Linked DNA regions of Homo sapiens: region 1 is linked to region 2. A link is a contact called in ENCODE Hi-C or POLR2A ChIA-PET data. All regions are on one chromosome and are shown on one strand. The core of a region is the stretch at or near the end of the contact, and the rest is flanking DNA. Distances in the headings are between cores, read along the strand shown. Region 1 has its middle 60 kb from the start of CAPZA2. Region 2 has its middle 62 kb from the start of TES.

Region 1 (3,935 bases), core at 938-3,437, 530 kb after region 2:
TCTTACCCCATTCTTCACCTCACACCTGCTTTATATACAGTAGAAACAGCTGTGATTCTGCCTCATCCTGCATATGACAGTGAGGGTGAGAGAGGAGAAAGGTGACAAGACAGTGGCACTGGCAAGAGAACTCCCTCACTTCTTTCTCTACACTCCCCACTATCACTTTAATTACTTCTCCTGTGACAGATTCCTTTTTTCTGTTTTAGCCTTTAGACCTGGAATACACAACAGACATGGAAGAGAACATTCTGTCTAAATGACAGGCATGTTGCATGAAGGTGCAAGAATAAGAGCCATAGTCTTCAGTATTGGTGTCTAGAAATTATTATTGTTCCTCATTTTTGCTCAAATGTTAATAGATGGTTAATGATCATTCAGGTTGAAGAAAAAGTAAACTAAGTACAGTATTGTTTTAGTTATGTGCTATGTGTTTGAAGATGAGGAATACATGACTAGACACACATAGCAAGTTACACAGGCACACATGACTCACTGTTGTAGCACTTCAGACAGTTTCAAGACACAGAGAGGTATGCAGACGTTATGCCCCAAAGGAAGAAATGCTTATTGCTGTTTTTCTTTTTCATATTTGAGGGGTTCTTTCAGGACTATCTCAATTCCTTATCTATCAAAGAATTGGAAAGAACTTCAGTCATAAACCAATGAAATATTTCAGTTGGTGAATTGAAGGTAATAAAATGGATGCTTGCCCAAACTGTCCTTTGTTGTAAATTATTCCAGAGAACTAGATTACGTCAGCCAAAGATATTGATCACAATGCTGAGAGGTTTATAACTACTATTAACTTACCATGTGACCCCAGGGCAGAAATCTAGGAAAATTGCAAAAGCATATCTACTGTAATGAAAAGCCCATCATTAATAGGACTTACTATCTTGTCATCCAACTAGTACTATGTTGGCTTCAAGGCAAATATTTAACAAACATTTGAAACAGAAAGCACTTCTGTCTTCTCCCTTTTATCTTCCATTGATGTTCCCGAGCTATTCTGATGAATGTGTTTTTGTTCTTATCAATAAAACATGTAGGTTAAAATAAGTGAATATATTTATAATTATTAGCCTATATAAATTAGCATCCAAATATTGAAATAGCTCCTACTCCTTTATTATTACTATCATTATTTTAATAAGGAGTTAGCTCCTCATGTAGACCAGTTTAGAATACGGCTCAAGTCCAATTCTCCTGCGTAGTTAAACCCTACCTGGTTAAGCATTCTGAAAACTAGTTACTCTTTTTTTTTTCTTTTTTTGAGATGGAGTCTCTCTCTGTCACCCAGGCTGGAGTGCAGTGGTTCAATCTCGGCTCACTGCAACCACCACCTCCTGGGTTCAAGTGATTCTCCTGCCTCAACCTCCCAAGTAGCTGGAATTACAGGCATGCATCACCACACCCAGCTAATTTTTGTATTTTCAGTAGAGATGGGATTTCGCCATGTTGGCCAGGCTGATCTCCAGTTCCTGGCCTCAAATGATTGCCACCTCAGCCTTCCAAAGTGCTGGGATTACAGGTGTGAGCCACCACACCCGGTGGAAAACGAGGTACTCTTAGAGAAGCAATTCTGAGATGAAAATGGCCATATTTAGAATGCATAAACAGACATCTCTGATTTAAATTAACTACTAATTTAACGTTATTTTTGAAGCACTGGGCCCAAATTACAATGAGAATTAATTCTTATTCCTTTCTTGAAAAGAAGCCCTTTGTCTTTGTGCATTCAATTTTTCACTGTCACATGAGTACATTCTTTTCACCGCATGAGTCCCAGGCTGGCAGAAACATCCACTAATCCTTAGACCTCTTGGCTGGAACGACAAAAATGCATAAAATCTTACCAGGCCAAAAGAGATCAACTTTAAAAATCTTTGGCATCCAAACATGTCAGAACTGTTTTTCGCTGGTTCTGCAAACCATTTGTGTTCTTCATTTATGGTCCAGGGGATCTGTAATGTCAGTTCCTACTTTTATTGGGCAGCCTGGAATTTTTAAGCACCATATTTCCTTTACCTTTCTTGGTGGTTTATAATTTTCACCGCTGTTTTTACGAGTTTTCTTCTCTATGTCTCTAAGCCTAAGTGTGGAGATGTGGTAATAGACAGCCTGCTCTTTGCCAATCAAAGCCCTTACTTTGACGTTGGCCACTTTGTTCCTGTGACATCTGCTCTTTCCATTATAGACAAACTGGGGCTTTCCTTCTGCAGAACTGTGACTAAACAACCACCATATTCATCAGTGGCAACAATTCTTGTAAACAAGAAACGCTGAATACAAAGGCTTTGTGAAATCCTGCCCCCAAGAGGCCACATGTCTAAAGTCAGTCACGTGGTCCTCAGAAATGATTTTAGAAGTCTCAGTAAAGAAAAATTACAGAGACACTCAAATATCCTAGTGTGATACTGCTGTAAAACTTCTTCTAATTTTTTGTTAAGCTGTGAGAAAGGGCCTATGGAAACACCTGGATGAAGCAGCAAATCACTGTCCCAAAGTCACTAAAAATCATATTTCAGAAAGGAAATATCTAGCGTTAAAACAACATAGATGCATTTTTGAAAACAAATTGAATTGAGAAAAATAATAATGATAACAATAATGATCTAATCCCAGGACATGTCACAGGAATTAATGACTGACTAAAAGCTAATGGTCTAAGGTAATGCTCTCAGGAATTAGTCTTGCTTATTGAACTGCTATTGTTTTAGTAAACGAATGCTTAAACTGACAGAAAGTAAAAAATCAGGGCTGCCATTATGGAGCCTGGTTGATTCAAAGTGGGGCAGGGGGAGAAGCTAAAGCAAAAAAAAAAAAAATGCATCATTTGATCATTTGCTGTTCTTACTCAATTTTTTAAGTTCGTTTGTCGTTCACAAATTATAGATTCTTTATCATTTTTTTCTTTCATGTATCTGTATGTACTTTTACTTTTGTACTTTAAGGATGTGTTTACTTATGCATTGTTTTATTGACAGAGAAGTAATCTGATAATAAAAATGCAACTCCCTCTAGTGTAGGCATATCAAAGATCTAACATTCTGTTTGCCTAGAATCGTTTTATTTTAAATACTCTGATCTGAAGAAAATGTGGATCCTCGGCCGGGCGCAGTGGTTCACGCCTGTAATCCCAGCACTTTGGGAGGCCGAGGTGGGTGGATCACCTGAGGTCAGGAGTTTGAGACCAGCCTGGCCAACATGGTGAAACCCTGTCTCCTACTAAAAATACAAACATTGGCTGGGCGTGGTGGCGGGTGCCTGTCTGTAATCCTAGCTACTCAGGAGGCTGAGGCACGAGAATCGCTTGAACCCCGGAGGCAGAGGTTGCAGTGAGCCGAGATTGCACCGCTGCACTCCAGCTCGGGCAACAGAGTGAGACTTTGTCTCAAAACAAAAAAAACAAAACAAAAAAAAAGAAGTGGATCTTCCATGTGGGCTTTAGAATAGTGCCTCAAAATTATACTTCACTTAGAACTTATTACTCAACATCTTATTTCAAGAGTATTCTAACAGCTGACTTCTTGATTCTACCTTTCCGTATTGCCTCTTCCTTATAACCCCAAAACAGCTACCAAAATTATATATCTGATCACTTCACTTTCCTGCTTAAAAACCTATGCCCATTCCTAGATGTTCTCTGTGCAGATCCTTTGTTGTTTCATTTTGTTTATTTTTATTATAAAATATATTTTTGAGGAAAAAATTTTAAATTGGACAAAAAGATATAAAGTGAACAGGAAATATCCTCCGACCACTTTCTCTCCCCCTCCATCCTCACTCCCCATGGGTAGCTAATATTAATGCACTTTTTCAGAAATGTTCCACTCTGCATCAGTGGAACTGAACTAAACCAGACACTTTAGTACATCCTTCAATAACCTTTGTCTTATTGACCGAACTATGACTCGGCACACCCTTCCCCA
Region 2 (3,913 bases), core at 357-2,856:
TTTTACAAATAGGAGAGGAAAAAACATTAGAATGACCTCTTTATCATCTCTTGCATGCATGTGTGAGCGAGTGAGTTGTGTGTGTGTGATCGAGTGTGTGTGCAAGTGTGTGTGAGCGTGTGTGAGCAGTGTGCATGTGTGAGAGCAAGCGAGTGTGTGTGTGTGTTAGGGCAAGTATTATCATATGAGAGTAAATTTACTGGAAAACTTTTAAAGATAAAGTTTATTCTTACTCTGTTCTATTTAAAATTTTCTTAGCATTATTTCAAAAAGTGGCTCTAGTCAATGTTATATCTACTTTATACATACAAACTCAGTTAATCCTCACAACGACCCTTCGAGGTAGGTACTTTATCATTTTACAGATAGAATAACTGAGGGCAGTAGAATTATTATGATTATGTAATTTGGAAAGCCACCAAGCTAAGAAGTAAAAGACCTGGAATTCACACCCTGACAATCAAGGCCTAAAGTGTGAATTTGTGTTCACCATGACATACTTAATACTGAATGTATATCTTCTTCCCTTTCATATGAACTATGTCAGGTCACGATGTCAGCACCACATAGAAATAGTTTTCTTTTGCTTGCTTGCCCTTTCACAGAGATTTCTTCCATGTGCCTTTGCAGCTTCCAAAAGCTGTAGCCTGTTCTTTGAGAAAGCTCTTCTCTCCTTAAGGAGTTGCTCCACATCGGATTGATTCTGGGCCATGCATCATGTCAGCTTGCAAAAGACAAAACCCTTTCTGTTTCTAAAGAAATTTCTCATATTTTGAAATGAAAGCAAGAATTGCTCTGCCGAGGTGCCAAGGGCAACATACTTCCATTACGAAGTGTTTCTAACAAAATGTTTTGGAGATTTTAAAGGGGCAGCTTTCTAAATATCCCAGGCATCTGCAAACAACCAGACATGCAGGCCCGCTTTTCAGCCCAAACATTGTTTCTGGGTTGTATCATTTTTTTTTCCTGAAAGTCAGCACAGCTGTTGCAATGCCCCTTTATCAATTGTCCAATGATCCCAACAATTTTTTTTCCAAGAGTGAATAATCAAAATGGTATTACAGGTCTTTGATTTTGAAATATATGCACTGTTAATATAATTTTGGCCTTCTTTAGCAGAATTTCAAAGGGGAACCAAAGGTTTATATTTATAAAGTTTATAATCATTCCACAAAGTTCAAGACATTTGGCAGTGCTTGGGAAACTTAAAAACAGTAATAAAAGGTTACTGCGAGGAATTCAAAGCTGCCTTGTATGGTAATGCTGATTCAAGCCACCACATACTGCAGCATTAGAAGTTTAGCTGTGATTTGGGGGTTGGATCAGAACTATGCAGCTGTAGAGATATTTAAATGGCTTACCCATTAACAACAAAGAAAGCACTTTGGAAAATTTACAATTAATATCTCCGCTTTGAAAACACATTAGGAGTATGCGGGGGGAGAAAATCATGCATTCTTAGCCTGATTTACTAAGCATCTATCAGCCTCCTTGACTGTTCTCAAGCACCAACCTTGCCTTGCAATTGTAAACTGTGCACTTTTGCCAACCTGGAATGCACACTCTGTCCCTGCCCAGCTCCAGATCATTCTGCATCTGTGCTTGCTCAAACTCTGGTAACCCAAGCTCTTCATTTGTTGGCAGCTGGTAAAAGGGGTTTCCTTATGAGTCACAGTGTGGAGGGAGGCTGAGTAATATACCCTATCCTGTGCTACAATCTGTATGGAATGTATTTGAAATAAAACTAAACTTAGAGTTTAGTTCGACATCTGATTTCAAACACATTCTTGAAAAATTGGAGTGCAATAGGGAAAAAATCACCATGTCTCTCCTGCTACGGAAAGCTTACTCCCCTACAACTGTCTCCAAAGGGACAGAAACTAAATTGCACTCATTCAGGCTCTGAGGTCTCTGATGAGGAAAGAGTCCACAGCTTGGCTTTTTTAGATGATCCTGCTTTCCTGTTATGGCAATGAAGTAGCTAGTCCCATGGCGAAGGAAAGTGGGAAAATGAAGTTGACAATGCACAAGTGTCACAGGCTAAGGCTTTTGTCAATGTTGTTTAACAAATGTAAGCATCTGACAGATCACATCTTTAACTGAAAGAAGGTAAAGAATATTACAAGACAAAGTGTGTTTACAAAAGTCATAGATGATGCAAGAACACTGTTTATCACCATATATTCACCTGTTTACAGTAAGTTCAGGAAAATGGGTTTTCTTACTATTAAATGCAGTAACATGCATTTATCTAGAAAAATAAATTAAGACTATCAAGGTCTAAATATAATTTCAAAAAAACTAGACACACTGTACTAACCAAATATTATATTTTTTTCTTTTTAAATATCATTAGATACCCAAATATCTGAAATGAAAAAAAGATTAGTGACGACATACTGAATGAACGGAAAAACTGGAAAATTTGTGGCTAGAAATTTAGAATTATACTATAAGCTAGATGTATCAAACTCACATATTCTTCCAAATTAGAGAATTAGTTATGCTTCAGAAATATAAAATACATATATGCCAGAAAGTTTGCTCTGTTTACTAAGCAATAAAATAATCATATCTTCTTAATTAATGAATCTTATAAAGTAAATGAAATGGAAATATGTCTGTTACCTGCTGCTTTTGACTAATATTCAAATAAAATAATCAAGTTATTTCCTTCTTATAATTTGTAACACACATTTCTAAATACAGGTGAGTTGCATGAGAAAAGGGGATTGAAAAATAAAAATTTCTATTTGGTTACTTGTAATTTGGGCTTGATACAAAAATTCCTTCAGTACCAACAATCTGATATGGTCACCAGGTATAGCCGATGTTAACAAATCCACCAGATTAAATCAGTATGTAGAAAATGTCAAGTCTGTGTTTACTCAGTTATTCAATAGTCAACACTCAGAGCTTACCAAATACCGTGATATTTACAAGGCATATAAGAAGCTCACCAAGTGAGGACAGAGGCAGACATGCAAACAAGTAACTGTCAAACACAAACTGAATGTTTGTGTCCCCTCAAAATTCGTATGCCAAAATCCTCACCCCTAAGGTGATGGTTATTAAAAGGTGGGCCTTTGGGAAGTGATTAGGTCATGGTGGAGGATGGGGGAACCCTCATGGATAGCATTAGCGCCCTCATAAAGGAAGTCTGAGAGAAATCCTTTGCCCCTTCCACCCTGTGAGGCTAGAGTGAGAAGATGACTATGAGGAAGTGGGCCCTCACCAGGTAGTGAATCTGCCAGAGCCTTGATCTTGGACTTTCCAGATTCTAGAACTAGGAGAAATAAATTTCTGTTGCCTATAAGCCACTCAGTTTATGGTATTTTATTACAGCAGCTCTAACAGACTAGGACCATCATATGCAATGTGATAAGCCCTCAATAGAGGGACACAAAAAGGGAGAAGAAGAGAGCAGAGAAGACTTGGGGGAGGAGGGCAACCTTTGAACTGGGTCTTAATAAGATAATAAGTGACCCAGGAGGAGAAGGGTGGGAATTGGGATAGCAAAGGGCATTCCAAACATAGTTTCACCACAGTCTTGTAGACAGAAGGCATTATGCAGTAAGAAGACATGAGCATCAGGGAGAAGTAACAGTTCTGACCGATGATAAGAGGGTTATTGGCAGGAAGACTAATGGACTTTGGGTTGGTGAAGAAGGGAAGTGGGGTATGAGTATCACTGTAAGGCTAGCTGAAGAGTATGACTATACTCAGTGACATTTTCCCAAAGGTGTTTTATAAAATATTAACTCCATAGACCACTTATTTATTGGATTATTTATGGGGACTAGCAAACAAATTTTTCTTTTTCAAGAAAGTGTGGGAAATGCTCAATTTTTTTTCTGTAAAACTTCTCACAGTCTTCAATGTGCTAATGTATATGGTTCTGCAAGATATGTTA

What was found. Hi-C counts contacts between places; a loop is a spot of excess contacts on that map. ChIA-PET counts read pairs that join two places held with the same protein, here RNA polymerase II (POLR2A). Pooled maps may share reads with other maps.
Region 1: a map of gastrocnemius medialis shows a loop between it and region 2 (6-fold over the local background). The contact joins two enhancer-like sites. A Hi-C loop is called at or near these places in 22 of 168 maps with a recorded cell type or tissue (Caco-2, GM11168, GM12878 and 14 more), 4 of 37 single-sample maps with no recorded cell type and 7 of 50 pooled maps. POLR2A ChIA-PET finds 5 or more read pairs at or near these places in 3 of 52 experiments (Caco-2, OCI-LY7 and T-cell).

Annotation. Positions count from the first base shown.
Region 1 is chr7:116,800,729-116,804,663 of GRCh38, forward strand. No RefSeq gene overlaps it. Among named protein-coding and RNA genes, the nearest start is that of CAPZA2, 60 kb to the right of the region's middle. Within about 2 kb of position 2,188, at least 11 of the 41 ENCODE cell types and tissues checked have a DNase peak (open chromatin) inside an H3K27ac peak, as active enhancers do; they include gastrocnemius medialis, psoas muscle, thyroid gland and 1 more, where a contact is called at or near this core.
Region 2 is chr7:116,270,550-116,274,462 of GRCh38, forward strand. No RefSeq gene overlaps it. Among named protein-coding and RNA genes, the nearest start is that of TES, 62 kb to the left of the region's middle. Within about 2 kb of position 1,607, at least 19 of the 41 ENCODE cell types and tissues checked have a DNase peak (open chromatin) inside an H3K27ac peak, as active enhancers do; they include gastrocnemius medialis, psoas muscle, thyroid gland and 1 more, where a contact is called at or near this core.